7 separate regions of the Mus musculus genome follow, and all the other regions are linked to region 4. A link is a loop called in an ENCODE intact Hi-C map of the cell type or tissue named here. Cell type or tissue: heart. All regions are shown on one strand.

Region 1 (4,000 bases), 270 kb before region 4:
GGAACAAAACACCCATGGAAGGAGTTACAGAGACAAAGTTTGGAGCTGAGATGAAAGGATGGACCATCTAGAGACTGCCATATCCGGGGATCCATCCCATAATCAGCTTCTAAATAGCTAGAAAAGAAGGTTTACCTCATTAAATTGAGATTTTAATTAAGTTCTGATATTTTGCCTTATTTTACATGCCGACACCTAGTTTTTAGTTCTAGAAATCTTTGTGTTGGCCACGTGTTTGACTGTTAAGTGAGTTGTGCTTGTTTAGTCATGATCTACTCTCATTATCACCTGTTCCTAAGAGATTTTGCTAAGATTTAAGGATAGAGAAAATAAATAATAAGGGAAAATGCTAAAACTGATATACTAACCAGGAGCAATTTTTAAACTCCTAATGAATTGCAAGGTATTTTGTCTTGCTTTGTGATGATTACATACCAACCTCCAATAATCTAAGCATGTCTGTGATTCAGGGTCCTCTACAAAGCATATGAAATCAGAATGTCTGCACTACACAGAGTAGATGACTTGGTCCCCCGACATGCAAGAGCATAGGGCAGCTGCCAGGAGTGCTCAACGCAGGTGGTGGGGATCCTCTTAGTGCACTTTGGTAGCTTAAAAATGATCATATTAATAGAATTTAATATCTTAGCATTAGTTAATCCATCAGCGTAATCTTAGTCATGACACAGTGAAATGAAGAAAGATTAAAAGGAGTACTTACTCTGGAAGTATAGCCAGCTTGATCATTGTTTACTCCATATTCTAGAATTGGAATTATGAACATTTTATCTATATAAGGAATGTCTAAAAAATTGTCCTATAGTAAATTTTTATGGTAAAGCGGAATAATAAGTAAATAAAAATATCTCATCAATACAAGAGTCATTAGACTCTTGTAGCGTCTGTTGACACTATAGAAGCAGCCATACCCTCTTGTGGGAGATCCCCAGCAGGCTTGCTTTCTCCTCCTGTTGGCCAGAATTAAACTCTGTGTTCACCCTTCTAGGCACTGTTAAGATGGAAGTTTAACATGAAGAACTCTAACTGTGATGAGGCTGTGAGGGGAGGGTATAATGGGCGGCCAACAACTGGCTGGACAGTTGCTTTCCAGACTGGCTGATCCTGTCCTTCTCTGAAGCATTTAAATTAAAAGAAAATTTTTGTTTTAATAAGGCAGCTTTTAGGGCTCCATTTTCAGGCTTTGAGGTATGTTGGTGATGTAGAAGAGAAAGTGAACAGAGTGGCTTTCCTGAAGCACCAATACACTTTCCTACTTAATGTAGTTTATGGACATAAATAGATACAAATCAACTTAGATGCCACAACTGGTTTTTAGCTTTTTAGAAGACTTACTTAAGAATTTTAATCTAATTTCAATCTAATTTCAAGTTAATTCATATATTTGTGGTATGACATTAAATTAGTTGTTTGAACTTTGTTCATAGTCTCTCTGCCGGTGAGTCAGCTAAGGTCTGAGAGACTAGACTTAGACTCTTGTGCGTGACTTCTGTCTTTGTAGTCTCTCCATTCATGTAATTCCACCACAGAGGCATGGGGTGGCAGAAGGAGCATTTTCACAAGCTGTCTGCACAGTGCAGAGTGTGCTATCTTGAGTTTGCTTTTCTAAGTGGGATTTTAAATCTGGCTTTTATCTTCTTACTGCCTCGATAAATTTATTTAATCCCAACACACACTCACACACACACACACACACAGAGAGAGAGAGAGAGAGAGAGAGAGAGAGAGAGAGAGAGAGAGAGAGAGAGAGAGAGAGACTCATAGAAAATGTATTGCTGCCCCTTAACTGTTAAGTTCATGGGCAGGATGCTACCCTTAGGGATACAGTAAGACGATCATCCCCTCCTGGTTGGTCTTCTTCCCCTGTCGTCTCTCTTCATCTCCATCAACTCTGGAGGACGCAGAGATGCCAGATTGTACCCACAGTGAACGCTGCCTGGAGGCATAGACACAAATTGAGGAGAGCTGAAGTCAAACAGTTGGATGTGTTAGCAGCGCCTGGCCAGCGATTCCTATAGGTTTGAATCACGCTAGATTAAATATGTCATTGATAACATTTGCTTACTTCCAATGGCCTTTCTGGAAACTTAATATTTATGTGTTCTTAAAAAGCGACACTGAACTGTAGTATTTGTTCCCTAAATTACACATGTGCCAGATAAAGGAGGAGAAGAGAGCTCTCAGCTACTCTGTGCAGATGAAAGTTGGCCGAGGCTAAAAGTCATATTCTGGAGGTTATAATGCTGTCTCCCTATTTGCCCTTAGTATCTAACTGTGATTTTAAAAACAAACAAAAAACAACAACAACAAAAACTGTCCTGAGCACCTAATTTTTTATGTTTAACTTTTCCAGAAAGTTACATTAATCTACAGGGCTTTCGTCCAGAAAGAATGAAAGTGCTGATCTCATCAGAGGATCTTCAGGCCTAGTAACAGTAGGGCAGGTCTGGAAGGAACCTTTGCAGCTGCTTCACCTAACTGAGCTGAGTTCCTATCCACAGACTTGCTCCAGAGTTTGAAAGTGCCTACTAAGGTGAATTCTATTCTCCCTCCTCTTAGCTGTCTGCTTCACGGTGCTCAGGTCAAAAATGTATATAGTCACAAGTCTCACAGCAGCATGACAGAAAGGGCAGGTGACAGCCCATGCTCTGCTCGATGAGCCACAAACCCAGCATATCCTGGGAGCTCACTGGCCTGGAGGGGGAATAGTTCCACATAACAATCCTCCAACTCTCATGTCCCCAAGAGGATGTCCCCACCCCCACCAGACAGGCCTCCCCACTCCCTGGGGCTTCATGTCTCTGGAGGGTTAGGCACATCTTCTCTCACTGAGGCCAGACCAGGCAGTCCTCTGCTGTATACGTGTCAGGGGCCTTGGACCAGCTAGTGTATGCTGCCTGGTTAGTGGCTACGTGTCTGAAAGAGCTCAGAGGTCAGGGTTAGTTGAGACTTCTGGTTTTCCTATGGGGTCACCCTCCTAGGTGGAGAGTCTCTTAACGCCTACCCCCACAGCCTACATGCTTATTCCAACAAGGCCACCCTCCTAATAGTGTCACTTCCCATGGGCCAAGCATATTCTAACCAACATAGTGACGTAGGTCAGTCAAACCACCTCTCATATGCAGGACCCTGAGCTCCTTTGAAAAGGAAATTAGACAGGCATACCATGTTTTTCTCTCAACAAAATGAGCACATCTACTTTTGCATATAATTAAGACTTAAATTTCAAAAGTGGTCTATTTAGAAAACATTTAAATGCTGGACCTTGCATTTTATTGAAGATACTGTTTTTATTTAGGATGTTGTGAGCTACATATGAGAGAAATTCTGACTCATTCCAGTATCTACAAAAGTTATTAGCTGTAAATGAGTCGGCAGGAATTCTTATTCATGGGTATCTGGAAATTATCATTAGAGCAGCACAGTGAGCAGAGCGCAATCAGCATCTACAGAGCGGTCCCTGACCGCAGTATGGACTGTGGGTTTTGGTCATACAGATACTCAGTTAAAGGGTTTTTTTAATTAGATATTTTCTTCATATACATATAAATTTCCAATGCTATCACGAAAGTTCCCTATACCCTCCCGACACCCTGCTTCCCTACCCACCCACTCCCACTTCTTGGCCCTGGCTTTCCCCTGTACTGGAGCATATAAAGTTTGCAATACCAAGGGGCCTCTCTTCCCAGTGATGGCCAACTAGGCCATCTTCTGCTACATATGCAGCTAGAGACAAGAGCTCTGGGGGTACTGGTTAGTTCATATTGTTGTTCCACCTATAGGGAACAGACCCCTTCAGCTCCTTGGGTGTTTTCTCTAGATTCTCTATTGGGGACCCTATCTTAGCTCCAAACTTTGTCTCTGTAACTCCTTTCATGGGTATTTTTTCCCTATTCTAAGGAGGAACGAAGTATCCAACCATTGGTCTTCCCTCTTCTTGATTTTCTTGTTTTGCAAATTTTATCTTGGATGTTCTATGTTT
Region 2 (4,000 bases), 220 kb after region 4:
TTCATATTTCCGGTTCTGGGTTCCTCCCCCACCGGACAGCCCCCAGGGTGAGGCCTGGAGGACAAGAGTGGCGGCCTTGCTGCCTTTGCGGCCTACACCAGCACTGAGGGGTTGCGGGGAGATGGCGGGCAGCCCTGGGGACCTCGGGCAGCCCCGGGGTGGGCCACGTGCACGGCCTGGGCGTCACGTGACGGCTCTTTCCCGCCTTTGGGCCGCGGTGCCCGTAGGAGCAGGCCTTAGGCGAGGCCTGCCGCGGCCCAGCCCCCACCCCGCGGCCCAGCTCCTCCGCACGAGCGCCCGGGCTTCCGGGTCGGAGCGCCGCAGCGCGGGCGCCTCCGCCAGGTGGCGCCTAGGCTGGCCGCGCCGGGTCCTGCGGCCTGGCGGCTTGGCCGCGGCGTGGAAAGGACCCGGAGGGCGTGGTTATCGGGAGGCTGAGGGCGGGCCCTGTCGCCTGGTGACTGTGGGTGGGGTGGAGGCGGCTTTGCGGGAGCTTGGCTTGCGTGGGCTGGGGGAGGAGCCAGAGGCCTGAGCCGGGCGGGGGTCGGGGAAAGCGGGACCGGACAGCTCTGCTGTAATCGCCGCTGCCGCCGCCAGCAGACTGACTGAGGCGTTGCCAGGCTAGCTTGGGCTACTGAAAACAAACGTTGATAGCCATTTAATCACAAATCCGTTAGATGTTGCATGTTCGTTTAAAATTTTTTTCCATTTTAGAGGTAAAGGAAGAAATTTATACTACTTATGACCGATGTTAACTTAAGTTGGAATTCAAATTAAGCATTTATAATGTGAAATAGGTACTTGTCTATCACAATAATTTAAATCGCACAATATTGGACCGTTTTCTCACTACATTAGGGTTAAACATTTGATAACTGCAGATTTTTATCTATTGGCCAGTATTTGTAGCATACATGGGAATTTGCTTAGCATAGTGATTTAATTACATTTCAAAAATGTGAATCCTGAAATCTTTAATAACTATTCTCAGCTTCTAGCTATATTTGATATGTGGATTTTCCAATACAATGAAGTATGGTACTGTACAAAATAGGCAAATTTTTGTGTGCTGGCTCATTGCTGGTATTCTAATATTTCTCATAGCTAATTCAGAGGTATAATTAAATATGTCTTAAATTTAATACAGTTTGTTTTCAGTATGCTATTATAGTCCATTGATGAGTAAGATACTTTCCCACCAGGGTCAGTAGTGGGCATTTAGGTGTGTGGAAATTTACAATTATTGGGGACAGCAGGGGGCCATATGGAGCCCTTTAGAAGTTCAGGTCAACTCTGGCAACATAAGACGTCATTTAAAATAAATAATTGTACTCAAGAAGTAGAGGCATGAGTTTGAAGCCAGCCTGGTCTACATAGCAAGTTTTCAGGACAGCCAGAGTTACATAATAAGATCCTATCTCTTAAGTATAAAATTATACTTTCTTAAACATCAACCTGACTTACAAGTATTTGGTTGTAGAGTGGTTTTGGTCATATTTAAAAAGTAACTAAAGCATCTATCAGTTGTGGGTGTTTTACTTATTAAGCATACAGTAGGAATTAGGTCTTATTAAAATGGATTCTTTGCTTTCTTGGTTTTGAGTGCCACCTACTGGATAAGGACTAGGATATGGTGTGCCTTCTTTAATACATAATACACTATTATTTTGAGACCGATTTAATATTTACTCTGATGAAGCAGGTAGTTTAAGCCCAAATCAAGCATCCTATAATATTTAATGCTTTATTTTCCTCCTTATTAAACTTTTCTCAAACGTCCATTTTACTTTTTTATAAAGAATACAATTAGAAGACATTTGAGATTTTTTTTTTCCTTAATTTTTAAGGCAGGAAATCAAGATCTTGAACAATGGAAAGCAAATTCTTCCCAACAGTTATTTTCCTCTTCAGTTCTAGAAGTACCATAACAGGATTTTTCATCACATCCCTATACAGGTTATGGTCCTAGTAACACATTGTTTGGGAATCATTTGTTATGGAAATATCCCTGGCTTCCTACCAGATGCCAGAAATTTACCTCACTGTTGACATCCAGAAATGTTCCTAGACATAAGTACCCCTGCAGTACTGAGAGTCAGTGCATTATAACTTATATTCTGGTTAACTGGTAAAATATTACACTTCTAAGTTGAAATGCATCCATGTATTGTGGTACAGACATCAGTAAAAAGGATTATCGAATAAAAATATATCCTAAGGTCATCAATACAAGAAGAGTAAATTGAGAAATGGAGTCCTAAAAAAATTACAGAACTATTGTTTTATGTTTTGAGTTTATTTTTGAATAAGAAATTGAGTAGAGATGGGTAGATTTTCTATTAGTAAATCAAATCTAGTCAGGTTCTAAATAGTCCAAGATGCATAGCATATGTAGTATTGCATTTAGGATTAAACTTAAATCGTAACATAGTAAAAGAAGGAAAAATTTAATAATTTTGCTGCCTGCCATTTCATTGTCATGAAATATCACAAAGGGGATTTACTGTTTAAAGAAATAAGGTAGTTCTCAAGTAGGAATATAAAATAGCAAATAAGGACTTAAGCAGATAAAAGCAAAAAAGGTCAAAAAAGTAAAGTATTGGACAGTTTTTCATTTCTAAAATTTGTATGAAGTTAATCTTTTAAAAACAAATTGACATTTTTAGCTTCTTGACAATGTATACATACATGTAAACAAGTTACATATACTAGCTTTCCCTTAGTGTTCAGTATTCATTGTCAGTTTCATAAGTGGATTTTTCAGTGGGTATGACATAATAATAGTTTACTAAAATTCCATCCAGTTAATAAAGTCAGCCAAGATAGTAAAATTTGGAGGGAAAAACTTTTTTAACTCCATTGAAAATAAATTTAAATACAGGATACTTAACTCTTAATAGCATACTACTTTATAAAACGAGTTCGCCAGTTTTAGTCATTCTCAAAGTAATCTGCCAGAGATGCACTCTGGCAAACATGCTGCTTATAACTTACAGACATAAATCTAGGTATTTTGATTTAAGTTCATTTTTTTGTGCTTTGTTATATTGCCTCTTCTGTACACACACTTATTTCCAATAAGTTCTTCTTTAGGAAAATCATGTTAATCAATTAAGAATCTACTGTATGAATTGCCAGTGGAGCTTGTATGGTGTTAGTCAAGAAACAAAAAGCTATTTCAGAACATGCTTTAAACACAATAGTATTAGGGAATAGGAAACTGATGTGTCAGTAATTTCTCATAATTCATTTACTTCTAAATGTGATTGACTAATCACATTAACATGGGCATGTTAAGGTTATAGAATTTATATTAATTTAATAATAGAAAGGCAAGGAAAAATGTAAGAGTTTAATACTTTTTTTTGTTTGGGGTATTGAACAGCTGTGTTGTTTACTTTGGGTTCTTACTATGCTTTTGATTTAAGACACTCAGTAAAATGGAAATTTAGTAGTAGTTCCACAATGGTTTTAGTCTTCACAGATCAGAACTTTTCACCAAGTTCATCAAATAAAATCTTTTCATAAACTGTAAAGTTGGCATTTTTTCACAATATAGTGTAAAAGGTGACATGAATGGGGCAGAGAGATGAATCAGTTGTTAACAGCACTTTTGCTACTCTTATAGAGGACCCTTATGATAGTTCACAGTTGTAATTTCAGTTCCAGGAGATCCAGCTCCCTCTGGCTTCTGTAGGCACTAGCACACACATGGTGCACATACATACAAGCAGACAAAAAACTTACACATGTTTTAAAAATGTGTTGTCTTAGTGTTCTGTTGCTGTGAAAAGATACCATAACCATAGTGGGGTTTGCTTTCAGTTTCAGAGGTAACAGTAAGAAGGATATTTCTGAAAGTACTACCTTTTTAATTTCTATGCCAGTTCTCTAATTGCTTTAAGTCCTGAAGCTAAACTACACTATTGCTAGCTAATTTAGGTGAAATACAAACGAAGTGTTTTACATAATTTGTCATGTTTATATATACATGTGTGTGCAT
Region 3 (4,000 bases), 290 kb before region 4:
ATTGAGCCTACCATTTATCAATTTAGGAAATGTTATTATGGAAACTTAGGTTGTGACCATTTTCTTTCTACCCAAAGCCTTTCTGTGGGATGTGGTCCCTTTCACAATTTTATTTTGGTTATAGGAGAACATTTCTCTGTCCTGTTAGTTGATAGGAATGCAGTAATGACACAGTGTGGCCGCGCTACAAATCAGAGTACATTAAGTGGCCAGAACACTGAGGGATGCTATCTCGTTTAAAATCGATTTTTACCAAAATGTGTGTGTGTGAGATCCTGTATATTATTATATATGTTAATCATATTATTTATAGTATATTAATTAGTACTTTATATATATATTAGTAAAATGAATACATAGTTGTCATATGCATGTATTATATAAAAGCTGAAGAAGAAGCAAGCCTACAAAGTCATAGGCTGTACACAGGAATCCTGGAGACTTTTAAAAGACTTGCTTTCTTCTATTTAGTAACCACGAAATAGCCTTCGACACTGCCGTCTCTAGGGGTTAGTCTGACGGCTGTGACTGGTAATTGTTGAACACTGCTGCCCCAGAAACAGAAGAGCTGGAGGGACGGCAGTGTCTGGGTGGCTCTCCTCTCCTCTCCTACTCTTCCTTCTGGGTCACTAAGACCTGCTCTCCCAGCTCGGTTTTCTTTTCTATATGCCCATCTGGTTCTTTCTTTCTTTCTTTCTTTCTTTTTTTTTTTTTTTGGAACACTGCTTTATTATAAGCATTTACTATGGTTTCAATTTAATAATTGCCTATAATAAAGGGATGTAGTTCACAGATGCATTTGAAAATACATGTGGTAAGTTTGAAATATTTTCACTAGGTAACATGAAATTAGAGCTTGCTTAGGTCTTTCCTATGAATTTCCTTTAAAGTTTAGTTTAAAAATATTTTTTTTTACATTGGAAGAAATCAGTTTTGAAAAAATATGCCTGTTAATAAGTGTTATATAACTTCCATATGAATAAGTCTTTTTTAGAAGATATATTTTAAAACATACTAATATTTGTAATGCCATAAAAATCTCCTCAGAGAAGTCCTTTATACTTTTATACTGAGGTTTCCAATCCACAGTATAGTAGAAACTTATAGTAGGAACTTGTGAACTTTTCCTTAGTAAAAACAGACACAAACTCTCCACTGGAAACATCGTTTTAAAGACATTGCTTACTTTAAAGACACGTCAGATGTTTATCTAAGTTTCCACTGTATTTTCTGTTCTATAAATTTTAATAATTCGATAAAATATTATAATATTGAGTATGAAAGGCAAAAGGTTGTCTATTTTCCTTTATCATATCTAATTATTTTTTCTTATGAAATCTAGGCGACGTAGTTACAGGAAGCGATGCTCAGGTTTCTGTTCCTGTCCAGGCTCTAACTGACCTCCAAGGTACAGTTGCCACCTCCCTGTCTACCATCTGTCTAATCACCCGTCTGTCATCTATTTATCCATCCTCTGTCTCTCTCTGTCTCTGTCTCTCTGTCTCTCTCTCTCTCCTCCCTCCCTCCCTCCCTCTCTCCTTCCCTCCCTCCCTCTTCTCTCATTTGTTGGCATGTACTGCCCCACCCCATTCTGGCCACTTACAGTGTCACAACTCTCTCCCAAACCCAGTTACTGGCCCTACTCTCCATTCAGCACACTGGTCCACTACCATAGTTTGGCCACTAAGTGGCACTGTTGTGTAAAACAAAAGTTCACTCTTAGGGCCTACTTTGGTGGCATCAGGCCTTGTGGATTTTCTGTTCACAGTGAAAACTCTTTTTCTTTGCCAAATATGATTCAACCTATGTTTGAGGTCATTTGCAACGTTATGTTCTGTAGGATGGCTGACACAAGGAAGGACTTTTGTTACTGGATGAATTGTTTGTAACAATATTTGACGAATTTGTTGTAAGATCTGTTTCTGTGTTTTAACTACCCATATTCCACCTAAAAAATTACCACTTGTCTTTTTCACAACCTGATTTTGAAATATTTTAAGTATTGCCTTCATATTAAAATTTTTGCCATACGATTTAACCAGTGTACAATGTAACCACCATAAATAGTGAGTCATAACAGTTTACAGTCAAAAACTAGCATTTTAATATTACCCATTAGTTTAGCTTAAGAAGTAAAAGCTTATCCATTTTCAGTACTTCCCATGGGATTTTAAGACATAAATATTTAAGATTACAATCATTAATCTTTTTCTTTGCACCTTTTAGTTGAAATACATTATAATGAGAATATTTATGTTACATGGAAGTTTAGAATTCAAGATTCTTTCATTCAAATTCAAGCTAAAATGAGAATAATAAAATAGTAATTAAACCTCATATCATGTTTGGCTTAATTTAAAATATTCATATGCATATAATAAACTAATCCTATTTATATTAAAATACTCTCCATCATTTTTCTTTTATCAAGATTTTATATTCAACAGTAATTATGGAACAAGCCAGTGTGCCTGCTGCAGGGCACACTGTTTTGTTGGCGCCAGGGTTCCCCAGTGTCCCTGCCTTCTTGGATGTTACTCTTGCTGTAGGGCTCTAAGACAACTCAGTCAGAACTGGCCCTTTGTCTGAATGTGTTTAGAATTCCCTTTGCCCCCACACTCTGACAGAGAGTTTGTCAGTCCGATAGAGAAGGTTCCAGCCACCGTGAGATGAACCTGGGGCAGAGGGAACAGGAGATGCTCTGCATCCCCTGAACTAGATAAGCCACTGTTTCCCTCAGCTCACTCACTGTAGCACCTGTTCATCTCATTGGGGTTTTTTGAGGAAAGAAAACCACAAAAATATTATCTGTAGGACATTACAGGAGCATAATACTATTTCTTCATTCTCTGACCTTCCTTCCAAGACATTTGCCAGCAGAGACTCCTAAGAGATGCTTGACAAATAACTTCCATTGTCCTAGAGTCCAAGGGACACAGCCATTTGCTTTGTGTGTTGAAAGGAAAAGGGAATGAAAAAAGGATAGACTATATCCAGACATGGTTGTGTCTGATCCCAATAATGCCTTTATGTGAAGTTAGAACCTCTGCATATATAGCCTATTCTAGGAGATCCACTCAATAAGCAGAACATAGCCTGGATTTCAGGGCACCATAGCAATCTGCTTCATATCTAATATAGTACACTGGTCCATACAGCTCTAGGACACTGCATAGCTTATACCTACATCCTGAGAATACCTAGCCCTCAGTTGAGTGAGGGCTGCGAATTTACCCTAGCAGGCCATGCCAGTGCTAACATTCCTTCTGAAAACTCTTCAGCTCAAGGCAACACTGTTCTGGAAGAAAAGGTTTTCAGAAGATCTCTGCAGGGAACTTCGTACAAAGACTGCTTTCTAAGTGTTGGTGTTTCCACAGTAACAAAAATATTATCAAGCTAGTTTACATAGTTAAGGAGGAAAATAAAACATTATATAGAGAGGTTTAATGCCACATCCAGGATTCAGAAATGTAATTATTTATTTTGGTATAGTTTTTAAGCTTGAACAAATCTGTTTGACTTATGCTAACACACACTAACACACATACCCCACAGGTCCTTGAACTAATGAATTAATCTTCTTGAGTCCCAATCTTGTCTTCTGTTGAGCTCTTCATTGAGTGGTTAGGATTGAATGGAATCAATCCATGATTGATCCAATCCATCAATTGGATGGTTATCAACAGCACAGTCCTGTTATAGTCACAATGTCTGTTTGATATCTTGTTCCTCTTTTTGATGACTTATTACTCAGGTAGGCAACCCTAGGCAGTGTGGGTACAGGAAAGGTAGGAGAAAGATGCACAGTGCTCCTCTCACACATTTGAGATCTAGAAACACAACATTTCTTATTCTGATTATCATTTATTCATGGAAATCATTGATTGATACAAAATGGGATAGGTTAATACGATTTTGTTCTTTGATAGTGTTATAATTTCTTTTAAATGGAACAAAGTCCCAATGGATTATAATAAAATTTACTTATATGTCACATATT
Region 4 (4,000 bases):
ATGTCTCAAAAAGCAACATTCCATATTTGCTCCATATTTGAACAAGCCAAATGGGCTGATCTGGCTCAAGGTTCTACTTTTCGTAGCTTATCAACTTTCTCTTTTCACTTCGAGTCACAAGAAATATTTTTATGTTGCAACTACACTGCAATGTTTGAAGGAAGCCACCATAAACTCTTAATGTCACCTCTTGAAATTTAAAATTCACAAAACAACTGGTGGCTTTCTAAATAGCACCATGAAAAACAAAACAAACAAAAACAAAAACAAGCAAAAACCATTCCAAAGAAACTTGCTAATTTGGAGAGGCCTGCTTATAGCAGCTAGGAAAGAATTAAATTGTGCGGAACTGTATTCTCTCAGAGCTTTTGAGGCTAAAAAAGAGGAAATCTGTGTTTATGTTCCCTTTCTCCGAGTAACTGAAGGAGAGGTATTTACATTCCCCAAATACAATCACTTGCAAGGGGCAACCAATTACCCAGTAGATTAGAAGAAATCTATTAAATAATATATGTTCATTGCCTGGGGTTTTGAGAAAATATTTTCACATGATCCCTGTCCTTTAAAATACAATAGAAACCTTACAGGGAGTGTGCCACCATGCTAAGCTGCCTCTGAAAAGCCTGTCCTACCCAGGCAGGTACAAGGCCATTTAATTCCAAGTCAATCTGGAGAGAGGTGACAGCCCCAAGTTGCTCTGGGGATGTCAGAGCACAGCACTCCTGCACACTCAGATCACCTCTCCATTCTTTCCCAATGCCATCAGCTTTCCAATCCCTGCTCCAGCACTCCAAACACCCCTACACCCTGGCTTCCCCTTCGCAGTGGGCTCATTTTGCATCGCCTCCTTCCGCCACAGCTTCTCCGGGGCGGGGAAAGCGAGCCCAAGGACGCGCGCGGGTCTCCTACTTACCTTGATGATGCTGCTCCGGCGGGGCAGGCCGCCCGGTTTGCTGTCCCTGGGGACCGGACCGGCAGCTGGGCTAGGGGTCCGCGCGAGCGCCACGCCTAGAGGTCCCCTGCCAGGGCTGGTCCGGGCTTCGTCCCCGGACACGCCGAGGCTGCAGTCTCCGTTGGAAACCCCGCCGCTGTCATAGCGCGCCCGCCCGTGGCCGAGGCGACCTCCCCCGCCACCACCTCCGCCTTCCCCGGCTCCGGCTTTCAGGGCGCCCTTGGCGCCTAGGGCCGGGCTCGGGGAGGTGGGCAGGGCCCCTCCTGCGGCGCCCCGGCCACACTCCGCCATGGGCGCCCCACGACCCGCCTGCACAAAGCCGCGTCCCCGCGTCCCCGCCGCCGCCGCCTCGGGCCGCTGCGCGCGGCCCCTCCTCCTCGCCGCCGCCGCCGCCTCGGCCGCTTCTTCCGCTTTTTCTTTTCTTTTTTTTTCTTTTTTTTTTTTTTCTTTCTCTTTTTGGTTGGGATGTGGCGCGTGCAGCGAGCTCGCCTCCGGCGCGAAGGACGTCGTGCAGGCGGAATTACCTCTGGGGTCCTGCCGGGGTCGGGGAGAGAGAGAGGAGAGAGGAGTCAGCTTGGGCGGCGGCGCCCCCGCTGCCGGCACCTGGGGAAGGAAAACACGCCCCGGCACACGCGCCGCTGCGGGCGCCAAAAATAACGCGCGCGCGCCAGCGCCCACCGCCGCGCGCCGCGTCCCCTCCGGCCCCGCGCTCACCGACGAGCGCCGCGTCCCCTCCGGCCCCGCGCTCACCGACGAGCTCGCGGCGGCGGGGCGCGAGGGACACGTGCGCCCACTCCGCGGCGCTGGCGACACGCGGAGGCGCGGCGCGCGGGGCTCCGGGGTTCCCGGCTCCGCCCAGGCCCGTCAGTCTCCCCCCCCCCCCCCACACCTTCAGGGCTCAGCCGAGGCCCAGGGCGGCTTCTGATGGCCCCCGGGCCCACCGCCACTTACCCGCGGCCATCGCCTCCCGGGCTTCGCGCTGCCCCCTACAGGCCGAGGGGACCCGTCCGGGCTCCGGGCACGGGCGTTGCGGTTGTGGTCGCTCTCCTAGGCCGGCTCAGCGAGGCGCACGCCACAGCCAGCTGTCAGTCACCTGAAGGCATCCCGAGGGGGACAGCGAACCCGCAGGCCGCGGGCGAGCTGAGGGTCCTGGGGCTGTGGTCTTGGCCGCTGCACCTCGCGTCCAGCTCCAGCCCTTCATTCGGAACCCGCTCCCTTCCCACCCTGCTCCCCCTGGGCTTCCTCAGTGGAGCAAACCCATTTCCCATACAGAAACCAATCCTCTTGCGTGTCCTTGGGCTGCTAAACTCAATGAGCACGACAGGTTGCCAGGATCTGGGGTAGGGATGGCATGGCTGGCAGGCGTTGAGAGACAGAAGACCTCCGCAGAGTTTATTTGGTGCCTCTGGGTTGTCCCACGGAGGTTTATCATTGTAGTCTGTGTCTTTCCTAAACCTGACACTAGAGAGACTTGCTTGTTCAACCCCTAGTGGGTACCATCCAAATCAGGACCATCGTTTGGGACAGGATCAAAAATCAATGATTAACATGTCGCTCTCATATGCAAATACTTTCCTTAAACCTCCATTCCTGGAGCCAAGGAAGAACGCAGGGCCACTGTGTAGCCTGGCAGAGCCATTGGCAGAAGAGCAGGACGAGTGCACTGTGTGGTACCAGAGGCTCCACCCACCTCCCCAACCCAGCCACCCTGAGGTCCAGTTTCATGCCTGGTTCTGGCTTCCCAGTTTTTCTCTCACTGTATTTCATCTTCTGGAAAGGCACTTTCCCTGGGCCAGGAGTACCTGAGAGTCCCCTGGGACAGAACTTAGAGACCTTGCCCTCGTTACCATAATATGGTAGCAAATTGCCAAGGAGCCTCTAAGGAAACGAGCTTTACATTCATAAACATGTCCACCCTTTCCTCAAATGCGACATCAAAATCCTTTCGTTATTCTTGGGGTGTTTTAATTCTTCTGATCCCCTTGGCACGCTTTTGTAAACATCTGGGCAAGTCAAATAGGGCCTACCCACTAACAAATGTTTTCTTATGGATAGATGACATTTTAATTCTTTTTTTAGCCTCACCCCTCCATATTAACTCCTTCCTAGTTTAGCCTCAAAATATATTTTTGGTCTTCTGACAGTTTCACAGAAAAATACTTTCAAATCAGCTTTTCATTTGCTTTATTAGATTGATAGTCATAATTGTGTTTGAGTATGTTAGAGAGGATAGAATGCAGGGGTCTTCCTGTAGAAGTTCTCTAATTCTGATGTTTTCAGTCATCACAGGAGGATCCTGCCCCTCTTGTAGTAGACGCTAATCCTCTACATTTACATGACAGTAGCAAAAGAAAAAATGATGTAGCTAACAAAGATTCTTCAGCTCTTTCCTGGAGAGTTCTGAGCTAAGTAGGGGCACCCTGAGGGTCAAACACCCAGAATGGGTTGTTGTTTTGTTTGGTTGTTTGGTTGTTGTTTACAGAACTAATTCACAAATGCCCTTCAAAATGAACACCTGTCTATTTCATTCTAGATTCCCAACAGATCATATCAGGGAGATTTCGTTGAAATAAACTTGGCATTTAAATTAAAACGTTCCCCAAAGCATTTTGGCAGATCTGTAACTAATGATGGCAGACGCCCAAGGCCCGTGCCAGGTTCCGATTCATCCCTGACCTAACTACTTGTCTCCCACAAGCTCCTGGTCACACATGTGGTAGAAAGATATTGGCTCCACAAACGGCCAACCGTTAGGTACCTTGATATGGTGACAGGAAGAGGCATGTTCCTGTGACATGCAATTCTTGGCTCCCAACCTGTTTCTTAAGCTCAGTGAAGGAAGAGTTTTTCTTCGGCACGAACAGGGCGGTAGGCAATTATTTCTCCTCCTTCCCGACTGTGCCTCTTCGGTTACTAAGTGATTGTTTTCCATCGCTCCTGTTCCGTGAGCAATGGTATTCAAGAAATTGTAAATAGTATGCCAAAATCCTTGCTGAAGTGTTTTCATGGCATTGTAAAATTCATAGAAGTTAGAGTTAGAAAAGGAGC
Region 5 (4,000 bases), 90 kb after region 4:
GAGCATTTTTAGCTGAGGCTTGGAACCCAACTCACTTAATTCTGTTAAGCACATTGATCTTCTGTTGCCCAGGTTCCCTATCTGTCTAGGTCCTGTCTCTTTTTTTCCCTCTTACCACTGTGGCCAAGATTCTAGTCAAATTTCTCTCTTGTCTACAATCCCTCTTGTTCTCTTTCTTCTCTCTCTCTCTCTCTCTCTCTCTCTCTCTCTCTCTCTCTCTCTCTCGTAATATACCTTCTCTTATCTTAGCCAAATTAGTGGGCTGTTTTGAGGAACCTTGGAGACCAGAGCCTGGCAATAGATTTCAAGCTCTCCCTACCTTTAACCATGTTGTAGTCCCAACCAGGGCGAGTCAAAGGGAATCCTATGTCGATCTCATTTTGTAGCTGTGTAGGCCGCCCTTCGGCTCCCGGGATATTTTTCTAGCCTCTAACAGAATTCTCTTGCTCTTTGGTTGTGAAGAGTGACTGCAACACCTGCTGACAATTATCCCAAGTAGGCTGATGAGAGAACATAAGGGACTCCACCAACATTGTGAGGCATTGGGGATCCTCTGAGAAAAGGGGGTGGTTAGTTCTCTAGTTATAAAGGTCAGCAGAGGAAAATGGCCAGTACTGAAGGGGTTGAAGATTGGACGGGTCCACTGGAGTCCATCCAGACTCTGCAGTCTCCAGCTCAGTGTACCCGCAGGGAGTCTGCTGCCATGGCCACTCTCGGGGAGCTCGGAGGGTGCCTGTGTGGGCCCCCTGGCCTTGTCCTCTCCCCTCCCCTCTGCCTGTCCTGCGGCCATGAGGTGCGTGTGTGTGTGTGTGTGTGTGTGTGTGTGTGTGTGTGTGTGTGTGTGGTGGGGGGGGAGGTATCCCGGGACCTCTGTGTCAGTGTCCCCCCCCCCCCGTGGGGTCTGCCCCCCTCCGGGCCGTGGTTCCGAGCGCCTCAGCAGGCACCTAGCAGCTGACTTAGAACTGGTGCGGACCAGGGGAATCCTACTGTTTAGTTAAAACAAAGCATCGCAAAGGCCTGAGGTGGGTGTTGAGGCTGTGGATAAGAGGGAGGTAGTGGACTAGGCCACGCAGGAGGCTTCATAGATTTTTGGAGGAGCCAATGGATTAGCTGGTGGCTCTGATTCAGGAGAAGCCTTCACTTTCGATTTCTCTTGTAACACCAGAGCACAACCACAATTTTGGGAAGCAAAACCCAGTTTTAACAGTGTAAACAATCTATTCTCTGTAAAAATCAACACCAAAAATATTACTTGCTACAAAGCTTGACTGCCTGTTCCTGCACACAACCACAAGAAGGTGCAGCCCCCAATACTTCAAATAGACACTGCCCTAAGTCTTATCTTTTATAAGTCTGGTTTCTAGGATAAGAATTACATAGAGTATTACCCAATTTAGGCATATCTTTAGAGACCTGTTTCCTAGGGTTGTCTCATGCCACATGTTGTAGTTCTAAATTACTCCAACCCAGAGTTATCAGTTTTAAGCCAACTTTCTGTTACCAATGGTACAAATTTTTAATCATAACCAATAACTTATGAGCCAATAATCTATAACCAAGACATATAAAACATATTTATACCTTTAAAACTATTCAGAAACAAAAATGAAATGGCTGCATGCATTTGCTTATTTAAACCAAACAAAATTCTTAATTTTTCTAGCTGTAGTTTCAAGAGAGGAGCTCTTTGTTACCTGATGAATCCAATAATCACAAGCACAGAGATTTTTGTAGGAAAAACAGCCATCAGTTCCCTTACCAAAGAACTTGAGAAGCTGCTGGTCCCTTTAAGAGCAGCGTTCACAATCAGCTCCTAGCAGGGCTTCTCCAGCCACACTAGACTCCTAACTACAGGTGCAGGGCTCCAAAGACCAAGTGACACTGCCTATTTATTTTTTCTTTTTCTCTTTCATGGGTTTTCAGAAGGCCAGGACTTGGGAGCCTGGCTTCTGCTGGCACACCTGAGGCTTGACCCAAGGTGGAGGATTCTGGACCAGGTCTTGCCATTACTGTAATGTATGGCTGTTGGTGAGGGTGAGGTCCTGGTCCTTCCTGAAAGATAATGGCTTAGTCAAGTCAAAAGCTCCCTCTGGTGGCCAGTCAACGTCAAAAGTTGGCCACTCAGAGGCACAAAAAGTCTGCCAAGGTCCTTTCTTAATCTCCACAGAGAGGTTATGGGCTCTAGTCCTAACTTCAGTCCAATGGTTAAGAGTCAAACTGGGGGGGGGGGGGGGGGAGGGGTGGTGTCATCGTCATAGTCTGTCTCATCGTCTTAGTCACAAAGAATACAAACAGCACACAAATTGTCAACAAACACAAAGACCAAAACCAGAGAAATGACCCAGAAGGTCCCTGAATCAGACGGCCGGTTCTCAACAAAAGGTTACAGTACCACTACCGACATACAGATGGAATGGAGGTCCCCCCAGATGGAACAGAGGTCCCTACAGAGGAGACAGAGGTCCCCACAGATGGGACAAAGGTCCTCACAGATGTGACAAAGGTCCCCAAAGACGGGACAAAGGTCCCTACGAATGAGACGAAGGTCCCTACAGACAGAGCATCCCCAAGGGCATTTTTTAAACGGGATTCAGGCTGATCAGTATAAACTCAGGTGGATCAGAATCCAAAACTCAGGTGATCAGAATAAACTCAGACGGATCCAAACTCAGGCTGTGGCATGCTTCAGAAGCAAAGGATGAGACACAGACAAACCAACCTACACAAGAAGTGCTCGTTCGTTACAGAAAACAGACACTCAGAACAGAGACTCCAGTCGGCAAGCACACATTCCAGAGAGCATCCCCATACCTCCAAGTCGGTTCTTGGGTGTGAGGGGTGGTCGCAATTTTTGGCCAATGCATCAGTGGCAGAATTCCTTTTTGATATCTACAGATAGATTGTGAGCCCTAGTCTTAATTTCAGTCCAATGGTCAAGAGTCAGTCCAAGGGGAGTGCTAATGGTCTGTCCCATTGTCTGAGTCATGTACAGGGAGACAAACAAAACACACAAAAAGATTACAAAGACTGAAACCAGGACCCGCCTCCTGCGGGACTTCCAACACCAAGAAACAGAATTAAATGGCGGAGTGGGCACAAAATCTCTCCTCTTTAGGAGGGATTCAGGCTCCAATGTGGCACCCAGATGGAAAATCTCCAGGCGTCCCTGGAGCTCCCTCCAACCTCCTGGGACATCTCCCAGGGTGGCAGCCAGTTATCCCCTGACACATCTCCCTTCCGTCAAGGACAAGGAGTTCATTGCTCTCATAAGCACAGACGACTGCAAATCAAAACCAAAAGTACCGAATTTAGACACAGCTGGCAGACAAAGACAGAATCTTACCTCCAAGAGGGGTCTCCAAGAAATGGGGTGGCCACAAAATCCCGTGACGAGCCCCCAACTGAAAGACCCCCATTTCGGGGAGACCCTCACTCAAGTCCTGGAATGAGCCGATGCCCCCATAACACGAGAGAAACCGTTCTTGAGGTTTATTCTCATGAGGTTTATTCGGGAATCAGCATGCTGAGGCCGAGCTCATAACCCACACAGGGGCAGAGGAGATCAACCCCCAGCAGTTGCAGTCGAGGGTTTTTAAAGAATAAACTGCAAAGTGAGGGGAGGATAAGACCACAAAGAATGGGGAAGCTGAGTAAACATCGTAAAAATGGGGATGGTGAATTACAGCTCATCTCTCATGGAAAGGTTACAGGTTATCTTTGGCAAACATTCTTGGTCCTTTACACTATGGGTCAGGTGCCTGGGTGGGTCACCCAGTGGTCATCGTTCTCTCAGGCCTAAGGCAAAAGAACAAAGAACTCCATGCTGGGCTTTGTTTCTAGGGATCTAAGAAAGACATTGAGTTGGGGCCTTATAATTTCATATACAAAAACCAGGCCTTGTTTTCTCTAGAGCAACTAGATCTCTTATTCAGAAAAAGTAGACAGGGTTGCCTTTCTAATGGGCTTCATACTAAAAGATAAACAGGTTTCAGATGTAACT
Region 6 (4,000 bases), 130 kb before region 4:
GGAACATCAATGCTCTGGTAATGGCGTCCCCAAGCTTGAAGCTTCTGGGGAGCCACTCTGTTAAGTCATAGACTGGCTACAAATGTACCCCAAGCACAAAACTTGAAAATAAAAATTTGAAACACATATTTAAGATAGCAGAGGACTCAGAAAAAGTTCCTCTGGACAGGTAAGAGGAATGGTAATCAAAACTTCACTCTCTGGAGGACTTCTACCCCTTCAGTTAGAAATGCTGTAGCCAGAGCCTATGTGTACTCTTGGAGCTTCTACACAGGGCGCCTGGGGTGGCTGTGTGTATTTCTGAGTGTTCCCAGTCATCCTGAAAGAACCGGGATCCCTGAGACACTCATTCTGAGAGAACCCTAGAGACAAGGGGCCAGGCCTTGTGGAGCCTCATCCAAGGCTCCTGTAGACCATGTGTTCCTAAGACTCACAGGGGTGGGGGTGGGGTGGGGGGAGGAGGGCGGCAGGCCACAACCCCAGGAATACCTCAGTTCTACCTTCTGATTTCTTTCTGTCTGTCTGTCTGTCTGTCTTTCTGTCTTTCTTTCTTTCTTTCTTTCTTTCTTTCTTTCTTTCTTTCTTTCTTTTTTCTGTCTGTCTGTCTCTCTCTCTCCCCCTTCCTTCCTTCCTTCCTTCCTTCCTTCCTTCCTTCCTTCCTTCCTTCCCCTGACTTTTGTTTTCCCTTTTTAGTAGTCTGTTCCTGTTTCTAAGTAAGATGATTACATTGTTACGCTGTTGGAAAGTTTCCCAGCTTTACCTCTGACTTCTCTGTCTGAAGGATGAGGCTGCCATTCTTAACCTTCACCACTGTCAGGTAGGTAGCAGCTCTGACTGCTTCCTGACCCAGCTTTGAGACAGTTCCCGCCTCTCCCTACCTCACTGGCTCCCTGACTGCCGGGCACTCCTCATCCAAGCAGGTGGTCTGCAGTGGGAATGAGATTGCTTCTCACATCCCTCCCGCTTAGCCCCCAGCCCTTGGCCATGGCTGCCACGCAGCCTCTGGCAGCTCCTGAGGCTGCGGATAAGCAATTATCACTTATTTGGCCACTGCTGTGTTCAGCTGTTTCTGGGGATCTTGCTCTTCCTGTTCTCTTTGTCTTTATGGATTTTGAAGAAAAGACAAAGGCCCTGTGGTCGTTTTTAATGAGGTTTCAAGAGGGAGTGGAAATTAAGCAAAGGTGGTGTTCATTCTTATTAGAAAGCATGTAATTGATTTTGTCTCCCCCAGAGACAATTTCCCGCTTAAAACCACCCGCTAAAAACATGTGTTTCCTGCTAGTGCGTTCTCTGACCGTCCTGAAGCAAGTCAATTCAGTGACGAGAAAAAGCAAAACAAGGCACCGCCAGGCCAGTCAAAGCAAGGCTATGGCTCTGGTCACGGAAAAAGAAATAGAGATGACAGGGGGATTTTTTTTTCTTTTTCTAGAATTTGGCAAATTTTATCAGTGTTTATACATGTTTTAAAAATACTTTTTATGATGCTTCTTCCTCTGCAGGTTCCTGCTCAGTTCCTGTGCCCCTGACCATTTACTCGCCCGAGAAAGGGTGTGTTAATGTAGACACACTCATTCCTGAATAGCCCTGTGCTATTTATATTTTGGTTTTACTCACATGGTGTTCAGACACTGCCTCCCACACCACCTCGCATGGCCCAGTTTGCAGCTTCAGGTGGCACTGCTGAGCCCCGACTGAAGGGACACCCACGCCCAGCCCTGTCCCAAGTTCCCTTTGCCCTTTCCCCTGATGTTCCCACGAGGCAGGGCTTCCCTGTGCAATACTCTCTGCCTGTCTCTAAAAACCACATTGCTCTGCTGTCTCAGAAAAGGATCTGCCCTATTCCTCTGCCTAACTCTGCCTGTCTTTGTCTCTCTCTCTCTCTCTCTCTCTGTGTGTGTGTGTTGTGTGTATGTGTGTGTGTGTGTGTGTGTGTGTGTGTTGTGTGTGTGTGTTGTGTGTGTGTGTGTATGTGTCTCTGTGTGTGTGTGTGTGTGTTGTGTGTATGTGTGTGTGTGTGTGTGTGTTGTGTGTATGTGTGTGTGTGTGTGTGTGTGTGTTGTGTGTGTGTCTTTTAACATCTTACACTTCACTGAGTGCTACATATTCCTAGGAACAGAGTTTCCTTATTAAAAATTTCCTCACCTCCCACCCCCAAATTCTCTCTGCCACCAGCTTCTCCTGAAAGAACCAACTGCAGAAGCCTTGCCACCCATCAGTGCTGTTCCCATGGCCAGTTCTGACCTGCAAGGCTCTGTCTCCCTGGATGGAGGAGAGGCTACAGACTGCCAGCCCATCATGGTTGGAGGTCTTCACTAGAGAGAAAACCTTGCCTGCCCAACTCCCTCTCTACTTAACACCAAAGAAAACATTTCTCTCCCTGAAATCTGTTAAACCTCAGGGAGCCCCAGCCTAGACTCCCCGGGGTCACACTGGTCAGAATTCCTATTTTCACTGAGCCGTTTAAATGAAATGTTATCTAATGTGAGTATAAATTTGTGTTTAAAAAGCTAGAAATACTTGGCAGCTCTTTCTTATTTTGGTGACCTATACCTTCCTTTCCAAGACCGAAGTTCTGTAAACACTGTAAGAATCACTTCTAAAGCAAAATCTTATACAGACATCTTCTGAACTCAGTACAAATTACCAAGTCTTCATATGACTAATGATCGTATGCCCTTACAATAACTGTAAGCATGAGAAATGAAAGACCAGGGCTCTAAGTATTTCTACGTAGGTAGCAAGGGCAACCAAAAGATAATCTTGGCTCGACTAGTAATGTCCTTATGCCTAGGACACCTGGAGACTGACTGAGCAGCCACTCTCTATTCATCACCAGAGCAGTCCCTGGGGTAGGACACTCTGCTTAGTAGAGCAAGCATTTCGTTACTAAAATCAAGCTAAAAACCAAAAACCCATTATAGAAGACATCAATCAAATTTCATCAACCAGGGAATCTGCAAAACTGACATAATCAAATAACTGAATTAATAAACAGTTCCCGCTTAAAATTCAACAAAATTCAAAAATACTTATACATGTGCTTAACAGAATACTTAATAAAAGTCAAATCACATTTTTGCTAGTTAACATTCAAGTCACCACTCTGCACAGAAGGCTAGAACAGATGTCTTGGGTAAGATACAGAGTGTAACAATATACAATGTTGGTGTTGTAGGAAGCTATCCTGTTCAGAAGATGGAATGCATTAATAAAATGCACAATAATTGAAGTTCTATCAACTGGAAACAAACAAGTGAGTTGAAGAGCCCAAGAGAATGCTTTAGTAGGAACCCTGGAATCATGAAAGGTCTTCAGACACACTGGGTAACTGCAAAAGTACTACTAGCTGGCAGAGGAGCACAGAGAGTCTGACTAAAGGGAGAGCTTGTGAAACTCGATGGGGTTGACTATGCAGGGACAGGCCAGGAGAAGGACTACCTGTGTGCACCAGGCACCGCTGTGCCTTCCTCAAGCTTTCTCAAGCTCCTCCATATTGCAAGTTGCCCTATTCGATTCTGCCTTTTGAAATTCTCTACACACAGCTGTTTAGCCTTGAAAGGCTCAAAGCACCAATGGCTTTGCGTCGCTTCAACGAGGCATCTTGGCCATGAACATTTTCAGATAGTGTGCATGATTGGAAGACTCCAAAAGGATAAAACTAGGCTCACTTATTTTCTACATTTTGGTATGCAAGAGCTACTAAGAGCCTTATGCATGTAGAAGTTCAAAACATATTTATTAAGTGTAGGAGCAGATGGAGTATGACGGGTCTTCTGTAATGCTGGCAACATGGTAGGAGACTTGGGTGATGGCCTTGTTGCATAGTGTGGAGATCAGATTTGCATCCCGACACCCTGGTAATCTAATGTATGACTCCCTGTAGGATAATGTCATGCCAAAATGGCATTTGGGTGGATACTGTAGGGAGAACTAGCTTAGAAAGGGCTAAAAATAAAAACATCATTTTGCTAACAGTACTTTACTGAAGAGGAAGAAAAAA
Region 7 (4,000 bases), 120 kb before region 4:
AAGGCAGGTTGTGTTGTGATCAAAGTAAACTTTCACAATCACAGATAATCATCAGGGAAGGAGGCAATGAGAGCAATGAGGAAGTCTTGTGAGGATCTCCATCACTAGCTAGAAATTAGGCAAAGCTTAGCTCTGAAATTTGGAAAATTTAAATATTCTCTGCCAATACTGTGGCTACAATTTGTTTGAATTTGTGAAGAAGGAACTTTAAAAGATAAATGGGCCTCCAGGAACCACTGAGAAAGAGGGAGCTCAAAGACTGTAAGAGCCAGAGGTGACAGATAGTTATCAGTAAGCAGTGCTTTCCAGGTACACTCGAGCAGATGAACATATAAATGCACAGTGGTTATGATAGCATGAACAAAATGTGTGCATGCTCAGGCTGGGAAGAAAATCTCAGCATTAGACGGCAAAGCACGAAGCTGGGACTACCTACCTGAGGGGTTATTGCCTGCAATAGCTTTACAAGAGCAAGAGTCAGTTTTCTTTATGGGTCTCCTAGGAGGTTGACATACTCTCCATTGCTGTCCCCATACCCAAGAGTACTTGAGTAAAATAGGAGAGAGGAGGGGGCAGGGGAGGAAGACAAGGGGGGAAGGAAGGAGGGAGGGAGAGGGACTGGGCGACTGGGCATGGATCTGGGGAAGAGTTGGGGTGAACATAATAAAAATATATTATTTGAAATTCTCAAATAATTAATAAAAAATACTAGTTAAAAGATAAATGAGCCTCATGGTAATGCTTCAACTAGAGTCACCAAGTTAACAAGTACAAAGCAAAACCAAATTCTAAACACAGGAGTGGCCAGAAAGAGCAAGGGTATCACGCAATGTTCACTTATGGTGACGTGAGAGTCTCTGGACAGAAGCTGAGTTCATCATCCTGAGAGCTCTGCACTGACATCTGGTAATGCTGGTAATTGTGGAGAATGCAACTGCAATATCAACAGTTCTGTAATAACGCTGCATATGCAGCCCTGGAAATATCACTACATTATATAAAAATGCACAATTAAAAATACAGGGCTTTATAAGGAAAGTGAGGTTAAGGGCACAACACTGAAAAACCTAAAACCACACAAATCAACTAAATACCAACAGATGACAGCAGCACAACAGACCTTGAAAAAGCCCTGAAGCAGAAGTGGGCACTGAAGGCTACAGCTTGTGCCGTGAGCTGCTGTGAGGTACTGCAAGAAGGGCACCTGAAATCTCACAGACCAGTCAGATCACAGTAACACACATGGATGCCTAGAGGTTCAAACAGACTCACGGAACCCAGGGAACTGGCAGGGACTTAACACTCAGTTCACCCGGGAACCGTTTTCTGGTTCACCTAGTGTTACTTACAGACAAAACTGCACATAAGGAAGTGTGAAATTTTAAGTTATTTGCAAAATGTTCTTAAACGTATCAATTGGGAACAAATTTGCATTTTCAAATCAAGTACAATCCCAGCACTCAGTACAGAGGGAGAATACTTCTAAAGATTTTTTTTTCTTGCTTGCTTTAATGAAGTGCAATTTTAATCCATTTTCTGTCATATTCAACCTAAGCTTAGTGGTGGTATCACACAAGCCTGCTTCCATAATGCACTCAGTTGTTCTCACACCTTGCGGGAGATGATGTCCAGTGATAAGTCAATATGCAGTGGATTGGGAGTTGTGAGTAGCCCCTGGTCCCAGCCCAGAAAGCTAAGAATTCTCTACCTTTCCAATCTGCTCTAACCTTTTATATCATCCATGGGTGGTTTTCAGGGACTAGAAGAGACTTTCATGGCACAAAAACCTTCATCCAAGCCACGGCACGTCCCGAACCTCTTATGCACTAGATTGCAGCTTGCACAGCAATAACACTCCATTTTATATGGCTGGAATTCCAAAATATAAAAAGCCTCTCTGACCACAGTAACTATTTCTATCACTTATCACTCTAATGTACACCTAAATTCATTCGCATATTTAGAAATCTCATTTACAGATGAAACTTCAAGACAGTTTCTGAACTGACTCTCATAAACAGAAGGTAACATCAAATGCTTTTAATACACATTATAGCACAGGTTCTTTATACTGAAATAATCAACTGAATTCAGTAAAAGTGTTATAAGAATGAATAGTATCATGCAGTCAGAATTATTTTAAAAGCCAGCCAGGATTCTTGCAAGATTCTTGCCAGTTGCAGTGATAGTTTATGAAAGTGGATAGACTAACTGTTTATATTTGTAATTTTTTTTCTGAGAAGCACTTCCAGAGTTAGCCACTAGAAGTCCTTAGTAATACACATTTGCTAGGCAGGAAGGTGGAGAGAAGGAAGCTGGGATAAGGGGAAGAACATAAAGAGGAAACTTGGAGAAAAATTCATTCCTCAAAGAAAAAAACCAAAGAAAATCTCAAAGAAAATCAGTTGGGCAGGGATGGAGATGTAGACAGCAAACCCCACAAGAGTCCCAACAGTGCAGCTTGGAGATCTAAATTCGAATGCACATGGGCCACGAGCACACCCTGCTATACAGAACAGCCTAAGAGAAACAAAGAAGGGCTCAAAAGATCCAGGGCTTCTAACTGTCCCCAAATAAATAGTTATAAAATCGGTGTACTGAGATATTTATTTCACTATAAACTCCTAGATACATTTTAAATTCCTGAGTTTTAAACTTCAGTTCAGTTTTAACCAAAATATTAAAAATAAAAGTGCTTTTTAAAAAAAATGTTATTTTCAAACAGAATTTCCAAAAATGTAAAGAATTTTAGATTTGATTTTGTACTATCTCTAATTCTGCACAATATTATATTCACAAGGGAAACAAAAATGTTGAAATATGAACATTGAAACAGAACTTATATGCTGAAAAGGAACTCCATGCGATTATAAAGCTAACCCCACCCAAGCTATATAATTTCTACCAGCTCAAGAAGTGTTTCTTGTTGTGATTTTCCATATGGAGAGTACCAGGAAAGCAAATTCATGTACATATAAAATGTACCAATTCTCTTAATAGTCCATTTAACGATCAACCTGTTATGTTCAGGTGATCACTCTGGGGAATTGTATGTGTATTCTCACACATTAAACTAGTGCACTGCGGGAAGTGTCTTACAACGTCCTGACCTTACAGATGAAGGCTCAGAAACACCATCCTTTTGCTGGGCCTTTGGTCATGTCAGCCTCTTACCCTCTGCTTTTCTAAACTAACTATAGCACAGTCCAGGCAGCTTGGAACTTAGGTGCACAGTGCACTCAATATCCTCTAGAGCAGGGACAGCACGAAGGGATGTGGCTAAGTGAAGGGGTGTGGCTAAGTGAAGGGGTGTGGCTAAGTGAAGGGGTGTGGCTAAGTGAAGGGGTGTGGCTAAGTGAAGGGGTGTGGCTAAGTGAAGGGATGGGCAGTCTGGGAGCTGAGAGGAACCTTTGACAGGATCTGTGGGCCGCCATGACAGTCCTGTGGGATACAGTCTTTACTGGTTTCTGCCTTGATATGTAACCCAGGCCGGATCCTTCTGTGTCCTTCAGTCTCTGAGCTTTAAGACAGAGAACTTAGAGGTCATACTTTACTTACAGGATAGTGAGGAGAACGGCTCAAACCTGGCCTGACTCAGTCTACAAAAGGAAAGGTGAACCTGAGCTGCTTAAAGACATTTTTTTTTTCCAGAGAGCAAGTTACTTTTTGAGAGTGACAGGAACTTCACTCTTTCCTGTTTATGGGCCATCTAGAGCACTGAATGCTTGTTTAAAGTTATTGTTACTAAATTAATTACATTTCAAAAACTCCATTTCAATTAAACATAGTAGTACTGTTATCATTGCCTATTTATAGCGCGTCTTGTCTCCGAGGAGAGGAAGGTGATTAAGAAACACCTAATTAGTTATAAGTAACCGAACCAGCCTCACTGTCTTTTCATTTGTTTCTCTCAGGTCTGGAGTAACCACACATAGATGTTAGTTAAGAGAGAAAAGTAACTGGAGACTTCCTCACAATGAGAAGCAAGACTTGCAGCACA

The links. A loop is a pair of places that touch in the nucleus more often than their neighbours do. Peaks named below come from ENCODE experiments on the same cell type or tissue, not always from the same donor. Only the 100,000 strongest peaks of a DNase experiment are listed, where the experiment ranks them.
Region 1: it touches region 4 in a loop (2.9-fold over the local background); 5 of 42 quality-filtered maps call a loop at or near these places.
Region 2: a loop joins it to region 4, with 8 times the contacts of the local background. A loop is called at or near these places in 17 of 42 quality-filtered maps.
Region 3: a loop joins it to region 4, with 4 times the contacts of the local background. A loop is called at or near these places in 14 of 42 quality-filtered maps.
Region 5: a loop joins it to region 4, with 2.6 times the contacts of the local background. A loop is called at or near these places in 6 of 42 quality-filtered maps.
Region 6: a loop joins it to region 4, with 2.5 times the contacts of the local background. A loop is called at or near these places in 2 of 42 quality-filtered maps.
Region 7: it touches region 4 in a loop (6-fold over the local background); 12 of 42 quality-filtered maps call a loop at or near these places.

What each region holds. Positions count from the first base shown.
Region 1 is chr17:50,773,004-50,777,003 of GRCm38, reverse strand. The region is part of intron 18 of Tbc1d5 (TBC1 domain family, member 5); the gene reads left to right. Among named protein-coding and RNA genes, the nearest start is that of Gm41598, 16 kb to the left of the region's middle. In heart, a CTCF peak has its summit at 1,542; no DNase peak of the experiment used is centred here.
Region 2 is chr17:50,289,275-50,293,274 of GRCm38, reverse strand. The region is part of intron 1 of Dazl (deleted in azoospermia-like); the gene reads left to right. Among named protein-coding and RNA genes, the nearest start is that of Dazl, 2.3 kb to the left of the region's middle. In heart, CTCF peaks have their summits at 362 (motif pointing right) and 1,603 (motif pointing left); a DNase peak (open chromatin) is centred at 434; H3K4me3 peaks cover 1,052 bases; H3K27ac peaks cover 741 bases.
Region 3 is chr17:50,793,334-50,797,333 of GRCm38, reverse strand. The region is part of intron 17 of Tbc1d5 (TBC1 domain family, member 5); the gene reads left to right. It overlaps Gm41598 (a long non-coding RNA gene), which reads right to left. Exons shown (of 2, transcript XR_876871.2): 2 at 3,744-3,830. Among named protein-coding and RNA genes, the nearest start is that of Gm41598, 4.5 kb to the right of the region's middle. In heart, a CTCF peak has its summit at 1,688 (motif pointing right); a DNase peak (open chromatin) is centred at 1,673.
Region 4 is chr17:50,506,851-50,510,850 of GRCm38, reverse strand. Plcl2 (phospholipase C-like 2) reads right to left here and starts at 1,304. Exons shown (of 6, transcript NM_013880.3): 1 at 914-1,304. The coding sequence starts at 1,243. In heart, CTCF peaks have their summits at 1,749 and 1,948 (motif pointing left); DNase peaks (open chromatin) are centred at 1,060, 1,530, 2,120 and 3,670; H3K4me3 peaks cover 2,500 bases; H3K27ac peaks cover 1,714 bases.
Region 5 is chr17:50,417,120-50,421,119 of GRCm38, reverse strand. No RefSeq gene overlaps it. Among named protein-coding and RNA genes, the nearest start is that of Gm31015, 5.0 kb to the left of the region's middle. In heart, a CTCF peak has its summit at 2,081 (motif pointing left); a DNase peak (open chromatin) is centred at 2,079.
Region 6 is chr17:50,641,205-50,645,204 of GRCm38, reverse strand. The region is part of intron 4 of Plcl2 (phospholipase C-like 2); the gene reads right to left. Among named protein-coding and RNA genes, the nearest start is that of Plcl2, 130 kb to the right of the region's middle. In heart, a CTCF peak has its summit at 1,671; a DNase peak (open chromatin) is centred at 1,654; H3K27ac peaks cover 1,076 bases.
Region 7 is chr17:50,627,188-50,631,187 of GRCm38, reverse strand. All of the region lies in intron 3 of Plcl2 (phospholipase C-like 2), which reads right to left. Among named protein-coding and RNA genes, the nearest start is that of Plcl2, 120 kb to the right of the region's middle. In heart, a CTCF peak has its summit at 2,259; no DNase peak of the experiment used is centred here.